Regions from separate parts of the Homo sapiens genome. Here all the other regions are linked to region 2. Evidence: chromatin contacts called from ENCODE Hi-C or POLR2A ChIA-PET data. All regions are on one chromosome and are shown on one strand. The core of a region is the stretch at or near the end of the contact, and the rest is flanking DNA. Distances in the headings are between cores, read along the strand shown.

What was found. A loop is a pair of places that touch in the nucleus more often than their neighbours do. ChIA-PET counts read pairs that join two places held with the same protein, here RNA polymerase II (POLR2A). Pooled maps may share reads with other maps.
Region 1: a loop to region 2 is called in a map with no recorded cell type, with 10 times the contacts of the local background. The contact joins two enhancer-like sites. A Hi-C loop is called at or near these places in 3 of 37 single-sample maps with no recorded cell type and 3 of 50 pooled maps.
Region 3: a loop to region 2 is called in a map of naive thymus-derived CD4-positive, alpha-beta T cell, with 2.8 times the contacts of the local background. The contact joins the promoter of DIAPH2-AS1 here to the enhancer-like site in region 2. A Hi-C loop is called at or near these places in 1 of 168 maps with a recorded cell type or tissue (naive thymus-derived CD4-positive, alpha-beta T cell), 14 of 37 single-sample maps with no recorded cell type and 12 of 50 pooled maps. POLR2A ChIA-PET finds 5 or more read pairs at or near these places in 1 of 52 experiments (activated CD4-positive, alpha-beta memory T cell).

The regions. Positions count from the first base shown.
Region 1 is chrX:97,615,829-97,620,448 of GRCh38, forward strand. No RefSeq gene overlaps it. Among named protein-coding and RNA genes, the nearest start is that of DIAPH2-AS1, 54 kb to the left of the region's middle. RefSeq lists an enhancer at 781-1,980 and a silencer at 1,440-1,489. Within about 2 kb of position 1,488, at least 3 of the 41 ENCODE cell types and tissues checked have a DNase peak (open chromatin) inside an H3K27ac peak, as active enhancers do.
Region 2 is chrX:97,396,781-97,401,003 of GRCh38, forward strand. All of the region lies in intron 25 of DIAPH2 (diaphanous related formin 2), which reads left to right. Among named protein-coding and RNA genes, the nearest start is that of DIAPH2-AS1, 170 kb to the right of the region's middle. RefSeq lists an enhancer at 1,661-1,750. Within about 2 kb of position 2,796, at least 3 of the 41 ENCODE cell types and tissues checked have a DNase peak (open chromatin) inside an H3K27ac peak, as active enhancers do.
Region 3 is chrX:97,561,735-97,566,390 of GRCh38, forward strand. DIAPH2-AS1 (DIAPH2 antisense RNA 1) reads right to left here and starts at 2,801. Exons shown (of 3, transcript NR_125391.1): 1 at 2,646-2,801. All of the region lies in intron 26 of DIAPH2 (diaphanous related formin 2), which reads left to right. RefSeq lists an enhancer at 1,823-2,112.

The DNA of each region.
Region 1 (4,620 bases), core at 238-2,737, 220 kb after region 2:
TGTATATTGCTTGAAATCTATTATATTTGAACCCCTCAGGAGCACAGGTGTCATCAGCCTCGTCTCTGCGTCCCTATTGTTTCCTCTTCCCTTCACTTGGTTCAAAAAGAACTGTTCTGCTTTTCCACTAAGCCTCTTCACCATTTGACTGCTACTATCTGGGGAAGCCTCTCTATCTGCACTCTGTATCTAGAGTGTTCCTTGCTGCTCGAAATATACTCCACGGTCCAGCAGCATCAGCATCACCAGGGAACTTGTTAGAAATGAAGCATCTCAGGTATCACCCCAGACTACTGAATCAGAATCTGCATTTTAACAGACTCTCAGGTGATTCGTGTGCACATTGAAGCTCGAGAGCAGCGCTCTCCATCTTTTGCAGTACTTACTCCCTTAGTAATTCCTTGCTGGAGTGTTCCGTACACAGAAGTCTAAAATCTATGGCTTGAAAGGGAGGGAATCATTTAAGCTGTTCCCTGTTCTCTGGCCTTTAGGAGCTCCAAAATCAGTCAGAGACCATGCTAAGAGTAGATCTTGCTGTCATTAGACTAACAAATATGTGGACGAAATGAAAAGACAGCCACGTTAGCCATGATTTCCTTTCCATATTTCATTCATGCTCTCCCTGTATCTCACACTGCCACAACACAGATGCTTTCTTTTATATCATGGGAACATTTTTAATTAAAGCATTGGAACCTTTGAGAATAGACAATCCTTTAAAAGTTAAGTTTATCTGTATTTACAAGCCTCCATTTATTTGGCAGTGACAATAGGAAAAAAAAACTGCTGCTAAAGGCATATAGAGGAATGATTAAGCTAATTTACAATAATTGCTTTAATCTTGACATATTGAATTGTAGTGTCTAACTCTTTGAGTTCTCTCGGTCTGAGGTAAAGGAAAAATATAACACTGTGTTCGATATTGTACCTCTGAAGCACAATGGAAATTTTGCCCTACAGTGCCAGCCTGTCACCCATGGTGTCCATGTGATAGAAGGGGAGAGATCACCCGCAATGTCTAATTGCCACTGTACTCACTCCTGTGCTTTAAGATAGAAAGCCCATGTTCAGAAGCAAAGCCATTAGCAGCTATTAATTGCTTAGCTCTAATAAATTGTCCAGACCAGGACTTAATTAGGGAAGACATTTAGGAACAGGACACAGGACAAGAGGACATAAAGGAGAGCCAGGAATGAGATGAAACCTGAGCAGCCAGGAAGGCCAGGAAGGGGCCCAGGATGGAGAGAGGGTAGTTGAGATATCCGGATGTCAACTTTACTTACTTTCTGATCGCGTTTCAAGACAGTCCGGCTGGTTGCTTCTTCTAAAGACTCCTATAGTTTTGCATCTATACCTCTCCAGGAAGCACCTGGAGTAGGAAGAGCCGTGGTATCTAAGGTGATATGAATGGTTTCTTTTTGCTCTTGGCAGCTCTGCTCACCCCTGCCTCCCCTGAAGCTGTCTACTTCTCTGCTTGATGGGACTGGCTGGGTCAGGCCTGGTTTTGCTTTCTGACTGACTCAGGTCTGAGTCACTGATCAAGAGGAGGAAGTCCTAATCATGGGTGCAGCCCTTTCAAGTAAGAAACATGGAATTTCATCAAAAGGGACTGTGAGCTCTCCGAGACATTTGGCTGACAGTTATTGTCCCATTATTTCACTTTTAGAGAAACTACATTCTTCATCTTTGGCCCTTCGTGAACTCTGCTCCACCAGTGATTTCAATCTCAAAGTTTCCTGAAGGGCTTTGGCCAGATGTGACCAACAGCTCATCATGAGCTGATATCTGGTATACGGCCTCAAACAATAGGAAGAAGATGATCATTGTATTCATGCAACATTTATATAGGTGTCTCTCTCCAGATTCTGGCAAGAAATTGCAAAAAAATGAACTATTGCTTTTGAATTGGAAACAAAGTACTTGGCTGCTAAAAATGTGGCACTGCAGCCCACTTACAACAGTTGAGGGCATTACAACAGTTGGACTCTCTTGGTGTCATTCCTTTAAAGAAAAGCATTATCAGCAAGAAGCAAATATGGGTCATTCTTATTAATATTTCCATACTCTAACTTCCTTCTGAGGGGCTTGGTGCATTCTAACTCAATTATCTCACTTATCTTTGAGGGCTTTTGATTATCTTGGGTGGGGTTGTGGGACAGGGAGGGTCGACACACAAGCACATATCCTTTAAGAGCTCACAGATGCTTTTACATCTAGCAACTTGTTTGAGCCTCGTAAGTCTATGAGGTCTACAGAGATGATCATACCTTATTTGTGAAAGAACCATGTTTGAAAGCCAGGGCTTCCAGCACTACATCCCAAATACCCCGAGAGCTGTGGCTCTCAGCACCACTGTTGCTGTAGACAGCATTCACTGTTCTTTAACTTCCAAGGATGTCAGGGTAGCCGTGCGCTTGCAAAGAGGGGGCACCAGGGCTTTTTTCTTCCCCTGCTTCATTTGCTCTTTATTTCTTACACTCTGACTCCTTATTGAAGGTTTGTGGCCCTAAATGCAGTTTCTTTAGCTGTCTCTTTCCCTCCAACCCCAGGTAGTATTTTAGCCTGGATAGTTCCCATAGGTATTTCTTTATACCTAAATTCAAAAGTGTTTCTTGACTTCCTTAAACCTATGCCCTTTTATGATCAACATCTTGCATGTCCTACCATTTCTCCCCCTCCCCTGACCCTTGCAAAGACACTGGAATGGACATTCATCCCCAGTGGAGAGTTCAGGCTCCTGGTTTCCATAGCCTTCATCTTATCCCTACCAGCAGCCACATTTTTACGAATCTTTATTTCCTGTTTTAAGAAAGCAATATGCCTATTTTTTCTCTGCGATATAAGGTAGCATAATATTGATAGGATCTTTCAAACTATTTCTCTCTGGCCCTGGTTCTGAAACATATAGCCCCTTGAGAAACATGGCTCTATTATTACCTATCAAGTTTTATTATATTTAAAACTGTTTCCACATCTGTTCCCCTAAACCGTGACCTCCTTGAGGATGGGGATATAATCTGGTTAATCTTTGTATCTGCAAATGCCAAGCAGAGTGCCAGGTACATAAATTGTTGAACGAACGAACGAATGAATGAATGAATGAATAAATAGTGCCAGAAGAAGACAATGCTACTCCATCATTTCCCCCATGTCTTGCTCTGTTTTTAGCCAAAGTACAAACTGGAAGTGTCTAAGATATTTTAACACCCAACTATGAATAGTGTCAATGAAAATGACAATAGTTCCCTTCTCTGTTCCCCCATTCTGTCTATTTTCCCATAGAATCTTTACTGCTCAGGTTCTATATGCTTCTGCTTGACTAATTATACACTTCTTTCTTTCTTCTTGAATGTTTAAACTGACAGTAATTGCCCAGAACTGAATGCATGACCTCTAAGAATCTAATACTACTAAAAAGGGACTGGTTTCACATTCTAATCTGGCTGTCATAATCATCCTCAAGAGGATTGATTCAGTAACTTGGAAGAGGTTGCCATGTCAAAATAAAGGTTCAGCTCAGCTCCACTGGTCAGCCTACCAGCTGCACCTGAACTTGAAAATACCTTTGTATTGTTAGTTGTTCACATTTCTTTTTATAATCAATAGATCCATGCATCTGGAGTGAAGAATCAAGTATTTTGTTTTGTTTTACTTCATTTCAATTTTTAATCTATCTAAGTTTCTGTAAAATATAATAAAAATAAATTACTAGATAAATATAATGGAAAAAAGTCATGCAAAATAAAAGCTCCCATCTTTTTTAGAGTCAACAGACACCAGAGTACTCTGTTAAATTGCTGTAAGGTTCCTGAATGCTTACTCTCAACAGCTACGCTTACCTCATCTCACCCCCCTCAACCCATGATTCTGGGATTACATCAATCTGTAAAGCAAGAAGTGAGGAGTGCTGCATGAGACTGTGTGCTTATCTAGGCCTTAACCAAACCTTATTAAGGCCTGAATTGTCCTTGAATCCCCAGAGCCTAGCCTCCATTATACCTAGTGGTTATTGTGTCCAAGTGAATGCCGGTGCCCTTCTTTAAAGGTCTATCCACCTTGTGAGTGTGAGTTAGAATTGATGTAAATGATTCAGCACTGTAATTAAAGGTGCAATCTCTAGAGACAGACTCAGTTTTAAACTTCTGGTTTAGCCACTTACCAGCTATAAGACCTTGAGCAAGTTATTTAACCTCTCCGTGCTTCAGTTTTTTTTATTTATAAACTGGGGATAATTATAGTATCTATCCCATAGTGATGTTGTGAGGAATACAAGATGTGACGCATTTAAGATACTTAGCAAACTGTCTGGCACATAGTACAAACTCAGTAAGGTTGGCTATTATCTCCACGTGACTGCCTTAATTCATTCAGGCTGCTATAACACAATACCATAAACTGGGTGATTTGTAAACAACAGAAATTTACTTCTCATAGTTCTGGAGGATGGGAGGTTCAAGATCAAGGTGCTGGCAGATTTGGAGTCCAATGAGGGTCCACTTTCTAATTCATAGATGGTGTTTTTCTGTTCTCACATAGTGAAAGGGGTATCTCTTTTGTGAAGGCACTAATCCCAATCATAAGGGATTCCACTTCATGACCCCATCACCACCCACAGGCTCT
Region 2 (4,223 bases), core at 1,546-4,045:
AAGTATGATTGACTGATAACTTAGCACTATTAACCTATTTCAGGGGTTATTAACTATCAGCCTTTCTCCCTCTCTTATGTGTGTCTGTTCTGTAAGAAATAATGGTTGTTGCTTCATGTAGTCCCATAGGTGTATGTATATACTCACACAGGACCGTATGTAGCATATAATATTTTTCACATATCATATATAATCTCTTAAAATCATCTATATTTCTTTTTTTATAAATAGTCAATCCTCAGTCCTCTGTTACACCCCTCACACATGAACAACCTATAAAGTATATAGTATCTTAACTTGTTAGTGGGATAAAATGGAAAAGAAGACATCGTTTAAGAAAGCAATTATACCTTTGTCACAATGGTATTAGGAAGACATTAAAACCTAAACTTAGAATACCTGCTTGTCATATATATCAACAGTAGGTTTCATATGCTATTTCGTAACAGCTTAGAAGATGATGGTATGATTCATTTGAAAATCAAAAAATAATTATCCTTTTAAATGTGCAATTAACTATGGATGGCATAATACTTTTATTTGTTTGAACCAGCACTGGAATCTACTTTAAATGTACTTTAAAAAAAAAAATTCTTTTTGTCAGACTAGATATTTCAGAGCTCCTGTATTTGATTTAGCCTTTTCTATTTGCTGAGCCCTGGAGAAAGTTGCGTAGGAATTATTTGGGGCATCATTAAATAGGATGGATGCATATAGGTCTAGGAAGACTCAGGCATAGCCCTGCTGAGGATTGGACAGGGTCCAGGAGGTTCCTTTTACATCCGTGTGGTTCTGTGGTATAAGATAACCACATTCTCAGAGTATGCTGGTTTAGGCTGTGTTGTAATCTGTAAATCATAGTGTCTTGTTTTGTTTGTCTCTTTAGTCCCATATTTTTATAATGTAATCCCTACCCCAATTTTTTAGCTAATAATTTTACGCAGTTGAGTGTTTGAAGTTGAAGAAGTTTTCCAAATTTCCTGTTGATCTCACCAATATCTACACATTCTTGGTTGAGTCACTACCTTGTCTGATTTTCTAGAACAGTATTTCTGTGAAAGGAAAATGTGTTCCCTCTAGTCCTCTTTTGTCAAAAACCCTTTGCACTTGCTTTCTTTTGCCAATTGAACCTTTTTTGAAATGCATCAGTAGGGAGAGCTTGCCTAGCCTTTGCTAGACAGGAGTAGCTGTAGGTGCATTTAAACAATCCAACTTGAAAAGGGGATTTCTCTCTTTCTATTTGAAAACAATTGAAAATGAAAAGTGTATGTCTCAGGACAGAGTGCTTAACCGACCTCATTCTACTGAACTTCAGCATGGTATATGAAACTACCTCCCCTGTGTCTTCCCCAGTGTTTTAAAAAGATGCTTAACTTGTTTGAGGCAACTGGTTCTGAGTCAGAGCTCTCTATCCAGCATCACCAGAATCCATTATGTTGTTAGGTCTTGTTATACCGTTCTTTGCATCTCTTTTTTCTTCACTCAAATAGTCAATACAGCTTTGTTCTAAGGGCTATCTGATCATGTTTTGAGGGGAAATCGAGATTGAGCTATAGAGATGAACTATGGTTACATTAACCTTTAAATGTAACCACATTCCTTCCCCCACAGTACATTCACATGCAGCCTGTACTTTTAAGTAATCCTGTAAGCTCCTGTGGCTAAAGCATGTTGAAAGTATCTATTTTCAACTGAGTAACCCTGACAGTAGATGAAACCTCCAAAAGATACCTCCCTCCTCAAGGGTGGAAGTGGGGGTAGGGGCAATGGTTGGCAGTGCAGTTTTCAGCCTATTCTCCCTCATCCTCTCTCTTTTTTTAAGACCCTAGAGGAGCAAGGTAAACATCTTTATAAGGAAATGTATGAGTTAGCTCTTTTAAAACCACAGATAAGTATAATCTTAGGAAAAGAGATCATGTGCCCTAGACTTTAGTAGTTAACATTTCTTCTGAAGGATGTGATTTTTTTTTTTTTTTTTTGTGATGGAGTCTTGCTCTGTCTCCCAGGCTGGAGTGCAATGGTGCGACCTCAGCTCACTGCAACCTCCGCCTCCCGGGTTCAAGCAATTCCAATTCTCTGCCTCAGCCTCCTGAGTAGCTGGGATTACAGGCACCCACCACCACGCCTGGCTAATTTTTGTATTTTTAGTAGAGACGGGGTTTCACCATCTTGGCCAGGCTGGTCTTGAACTGCTGACCACATGATCCACCTGCCTCGGCCTCCCAAAGTCTGGTATTATAGGCGTGAGCCATTGCACCCGGCCGGATGTGATTTTTTTTAAAGACAAAGTAACTAAAGACTAATTGATGCTGACATACCAAAGTAAAACCAGAAGTCTGTATTGAGGAGCCATCTCAAAAATTTACTTTAAGACAGTATGTCTTAAAGAAAAAAATGTATTATTTAAATGGAAAGTAGGACCATATGCCAGGTTTTGTTTGTTTTGTTTGTTGTCATATTTTTGTTGTTGTTTGAGATGGGACATAAGAGACTAGTTGCTTGTCTCACAGATATGGTAGGGAAAGGAAACCTTTTGGTGGAAGTTAGCCATCTCTTCAATCTCTGATATTCAAGGAGTACCCAGTTTTGGTTCACCAAATGTAAGTCCTTTGTTATAAGCATCCTCTTTTATGTTGGTTTGTTTGGCCTGTAGACAGTTTCTGAAACTAATTTCTTATTTGCATGTAATGCTTTCATATAATATTCATCTGTAAAACCATTTGGATTTTTCGAGTTGATACATTTTTATCATTCTGCTGCACCTCTCTCCCCTCCTTCTTTGGGCTTGTTGCACTGTCATGCTCCTCCTGATGCATTGCTTCCTGGTGGGTGACATCATGATTTGTGAGCAACCCGATATATAAATAAGGTGGTGAGAACTGCCTCAGCAATTCAGTTTCTATTTGAAAGGCATTAAGCAGCCTCTTTCTGTTTTCTTACATTTTTCTCTACTTTGTGTTTTCACAGTTTTATTAGGCACTGTAGAAGGACCTGTTTTTCTCTTTCATTACATTTCTGAAAATCATTAGGTTGATTCAAAATCTTTTGGAAATGTAATGCCCCCTTATGCTATAATATACCTCTCATACTGTATACATTTTGGTCACACCCAGATGTGGAGTTTAGCAATAACTAACAACTACTAATTTTTAGGAGCATCCTAGGAATACAGATGCTTTCAGCAGTATGTTTTTATTTTCACTGATATTAAAGGAGTATTTATCTTAGAAGAGTGGTAGGAAAGCACACATGAATTTGGACCTTAATCCTTGACTATGTAGACATTGAATATTCATAGGTGTTTTGTGTGCTATGGTAGGTGTGGAAATATATGTGAGATCAATATCACTTCACCTCAATATCTTCAAAAGTGAATATGGATATGGTTTTGTTAGCTGAACTCATTAGCAAAGATGCCTTTTAAAAATAGCAAAGGTTACAGTATATATAATGTATGTGTGAATATCCACATATTATTAGATAGATTCCAACATGAGTATTTGTATGTGTTTCTGTTAACAATATAATTTACTATCACAGCTTATTTTTCAAAATTCCATTGAAGTATAAAGCTGGTTAGAAAGATATACGGCATCTTTTTCTTTTTTTCAGCTCTCCTAAGGTATAATTGACAAATAAATTGTACATATTGACAGTGTACTATGTGATGTTTTGACATATGTATACATTGTGAAATGATTAAATCAATCTAATTAACATATTCATCACCTCATATACTTTTTTGGTGGTGAGAACATTTTAGATCTACTCTCTGAGCAATTTTTTAGGGTACAATACAGTATTATTAACTATAACCACCATGCTGTACAATCAGTCTCCAGAACTTATTCATCCTGTCTAACTGGAACTTTGTACTCTTTAACCAACATCTGCCCATCTCTTCCCCCAGCTGTTGGCAACCACCACTCTTTCTGCTTTTATGAGATTGACTTTTTTAGATTGCACATCTAAGTGAGATCATGCAGTATTTGTTTTTGTGTAAACAAGCATACAGTATTGATGTCAAGGTCTTGTATTACCCACCTTAGAACAAGACAGTAGGATCATTATTTTTATTCAGTTAATGTTCATTTATACTTACCCACATATTATTCATTTTTTTTTTTTTTTTTAGACAAGGGAGTCTCACTGTGTTGCTCAGGCTGGCCACGAACTCCTGGGCTCAAGTGATCCTCCTGCGTCAGCCTCCCCACTAGCTAGGA
Region 3 (4,656 bases), core at 1,551-4,050, 160 kb after region 2:
ATTGGACCTTGCAGACATTTCCAGATCATGACAGTGTCATTTGATATTTTGGTTTTAAACATCATCAGAGTGGCTTGTGCTGAAGAACCAGAACTAGAAAGAAAATGTAAAATGAAAAGAAGGCTATTGCCTCTGTGCTGATTGTTAAGATGGCATTGGAAACATTTTTGTTTTTACTATGGATATAGTCATAAAACCATGAATATTTTTCAAAGGATCACAGTATGAAATACAGAGCCAACGGTAGAATATATTAAATTAGCCCATTTGAAAGAGGGTCTATCTGTAAATAAACCTTGCAGTTAAGAAAGCCAATTATGATAAAACTGTATAGTTACCTGGTAAACTACTGTTTATAAACTACTTTAATTTTACAATATCTTATTTGAACCTTACAAGAAATGTGTGAACATAGTAAGGTAGGGTTACTCTCCTCATTTTGCAGGTGAGGAGACTGAGAATTAGAAAGGACATGTGATGGCCGGGCGCGGTGGCTCATGCCTGTAATCCCAGCACTTTGGTAGGCGGAGGCAGGCGGATCACCTGAGGTCAGGAGTTCAAGACCAGCCTGGCCAATATGGTGAAACCCCATCTCTACTAAAAATACAAAAAAAAAAAAAAATTAGCTGGGCATGGTGGCGTGCGCCTGTAGTCCCAGCTACTCGGGAGGCTGAGGCAGAAGAATCACTTGAACCTGGGAGGCGGAGGTTGCAGTGAACCGAGATCGCGCCACTGCATTCCAGCTGAGTCAAGATCCCGCCACTGCACTCCAGCCTGGGTGACAGAGCAAGACTCCCTCTCAAAAAAAAAATTAAGAAAGGCCATGTGACTTACTCCTAATTTCCTGGCTTGCATGAGGCTGAGCCAGAATTTGAGCCTAAAGCTTCTCTGAGTCCAAATTTGGTGTTCTCTCCACTATATCGTGCTGCTTCTACTTATGGGATTGGGAAATATTCGGGAATTTTAATTGACAAAAGTGAACTGTGTTCAGGACAGAACTTAAAACTAAGGTAGATATTAAGGGAACACCCTATAGTTCAATGGGTGTTTTTCTAGGCTATAGATGAGGAGAATGCCAAGGTTATTACCTACTCCAACACCACCACTTTGTGGTACAAATTAACAAAGATACCCCCCAAATCTATGTATGGTTGGCTTGCACAAATTAACTTTGTATTTGGCAAAAATAAAAAGCCCTCAGGATAATATTTCCCTTATGTAGTAAAATAGCTATAATAGAATTTCACAATCTTTGTTATTTTCTGTTGAAATGTCCACAGGAAAATTAGAATTCTGCTAATTGATTTTTTTTCTGTATTTATAATAAGCCCTCATACAATTGAAGCATATCTGAGAAAACTAGAAATCTATTTTATTTATCTTGTAATCTGAAAAGGGAGTGTTATAAAAATTAATAAGGTTTCCTAGAGTAGGAAATAAAAATTTTAAAAATGAAGTAATGATAAACATTAGGCTCTTTAAATATATACGAGGCATATAGAATTACAAATCAACCTGGAGAGACCAATTGGAGGGAATGATGACAATGAAAGTAGATGCATTTTAGGATGTTTGGCAGATTAATCCTTCAGTTTTATCCCTTCAGAGGTATGAGAGGTCAGTAGCATGTCTAAATGTAGGCTTATGTTATTTACTTTTCATCATCACTGTGAGGAAGGGTGAATTTTTTAATAAAAAGAAAAAAACTATCATAGCATGGAGCTTGCTTTTTTTAATTGGCAGATAATTTTACACTTAATATTTCTCTCTCAGCTCCATACGTTATCAGTTTAATTACTCTGAGGCCTCAATAAAAAAATTAAGGAAACTAAAGTAGGAGAGTTTGCAGTTTACACTCAGCTGTTCTGAGTTCACTGAAAGTGAAATGCCAAGCTGCCAGGGATCTACTGCATGAAGCTCTCGTGAGGCTCCTGAGTGGGCCGAGAAGTGGCAGATGAGCTTCGTGTGGATACGGTAAAGCATTTAGTGAAAAATGAAAGTGAAAGAAGCTAGGCTGCATTCACAGGCTGGCAGGCTTTGCCTTCTCAGTTTCAAACTTGAAAAAGGGATCTAGGAGTGACTGGTAACCATTCTGTGAAAAAAAAAAAATTAGCTCAGGAAGGTGTTGTAATCACAATGGTCCACACTCTGCAGATCAGTCTCAGGAAAGAGATTGGCATCCTAACAGAAGACATTCTACTTCCTTAGTACAAGATTAGGGTCCTCCAGACAGGATGAATTATTGCAAGTAATTCTGATTGCTGCTTCTGTTTAAAAACAGGCTGCTGCATCAGGCTAGAGAAGGCCCTTTGTAATGAAGTAAAAATGGGTGAAAATTCCCTGTTATGAAAGACCAAAACAATTAGTGCTCTTCTCTTGGAAAATATAATAGTTGAGTGAGAAGCTTCAAAGAGCTGCCTGGCCCTTCCACTCCTTTTGCCATGTGAGGACACAATGTTCATCCATTCTACAGTGTAAGGATGCAGAGGCTATGCTCAGTGTTTTTGAAATCAAGAAATCATAAACATTTGGATAGGATAAATGCAAACCTATTTACCAAACCCAAGCATGTTGAAACCTTAATCTGTTCAGGCTGCTCTACCTGAGACTGGGTAATTTGTAAACGACAGAAATTTATTGCTTACATTTCTAGAGGCTGGGAAGTCCAGGATCAAGGTGCTGTCAGATTTAATGTCTGATGAGTGTTTGCTCTCTGCTTCCAAGATGACACTTCTTGCTGTATCCTCACATTGTGAAATGGACAAACGCTGTGTTCTCGCATAGCAGAAGGAGTAGAAGGGCCAGGGAGCTCTCTAAGGCCTCTTTTGTAAGGGCATTAATCCCATTCATGAGGATAGAACCCTTATGACTTAATCACTTCTCCAAAGGTCCCACCTCTTAATACAGCTACAGTAAGAATTAAGTTTCAACATAAATTTTAGAGGACTACAAACACTCAAACCATAGTAAAGGGTATCTTTGAAGCATTGCAGAAACAAATGGGGAAAGGGAAGTACCATACATGACTCACAGAACAACTTATCCTGGAAGTTCTAAAGAAATAGCATGTTTAAAAAGTGAAGTGATTCAGGTCAACTCATGCACTATAGATACATGGTTGCTTTGTAAGAGAAACCAAGGAGGAAAAGCCATCCTTTCTACAAAGCATCCCTTGGTGACTCCCACCAAAAATAGAATCACAAGGCTAAATTGATCATGAATTTGGTATTCTTCATGGCTTTAGTTTTAAAAATATTTTTAAAGTATTAAAAGGATTAGTATTGAAGATAGTAATACTGGTAATGGTTTGCAAAGCTTCTTGTTCTTGTCCTACTTTGGACTCCACCTGCATTTACACAAAGTACCTTCCTGTCAAAGTCATGGACCTAGAAATCCAGGCTTAGTGCTTGTGGATGCCATCTGGTATGGGGGTCAGCTTACGGACTTTGAAACTCCACAGATGTCCACCACTTATTAACTACATGATCTTATGCAAGCTTTTTAATTTCTTGGAGGCTTACTCTTCTCATTTGTAAAATGGTTTTATAATACCTATCATACGGGATCCTTTTAAGAATGATTGACGCAATATATGCAAGTCACTTAACACAGTGCATGGTATCCACTAAATGCTAAGTAAACAGCAGCTCTTACTATTGTTGTGAGCTAAGTGAGCTATTTATACAACCCTGGATTCAAAAAGTTGTAATAAATATGGTGGATAAGGTGAGCCCACATTTTCCTAATAAAACTTTAAAAAAGTTTTATGACCATTTTGAGTGTAGCTGGACTTTTAGAAATGTAGACGAAACAGTGAAATGTGTAGTTATGAAATTTAATTTGTTTAGTTATACAGATATATTCAAATTGTAGATGATGCAGAATAATCTCTTCAGGTATGATACTTTGCTTTTCCTCCCCACTATCTCATTTTGTAAAACAATTCTATTGAAACTTCACGCGTATCTCTGACATTGGTGTTTCTAGAAGCACTGGAGCTAATTTTTGTGTCATCTAACAGTTTTCCAGAGCATATTACATTCATGTCCACCTAAGTTTTTAGAGATACAACACTTTAATCTGTGTATCAGAGTATCAATGTCAGGCTTTTTCCGCAAGCCACAAATACTCATTTGCATACCACTAGGTCCATTGGCTTTTCCATTCATCTTGCATGTGTATATTGGTGATCTTCGTTAGGTATTTACTGCAGGGAAATCTTAAGTAATCTTTCAAAGGCTTGTTTACAATGATCTCCAACACTTAGTACTATGACGTCACACCCTGTAAACAATTAATAGGTCTGTGTTAAATTTCATTATCTTAACTGCCTTCCCCAATTTTGTACGTTTACATCATAAGCATCTAAAACCCATATTAAGTTGTTCCAGACTAATGCGTGTTTTCCAGAGAGTACATTATTAAGAATAATTTGGAAAATGTCCCTTGGAATTAAGCACTTGAATGTAAGACATCTTCCTCTTTTTTTCTGCGAGATAACTTGTAGGGAGCAACGGGAAGGTATGCTTTATATTTGTGAGGATAGGAATAGAGATTTTCTTGAAATATTTATCCAATTATATGACTTTAAAATCATGCAAGTTTCTTATTTTTATTCATCGTATATATGTATTAAATGCCAGGATGATCCAAACA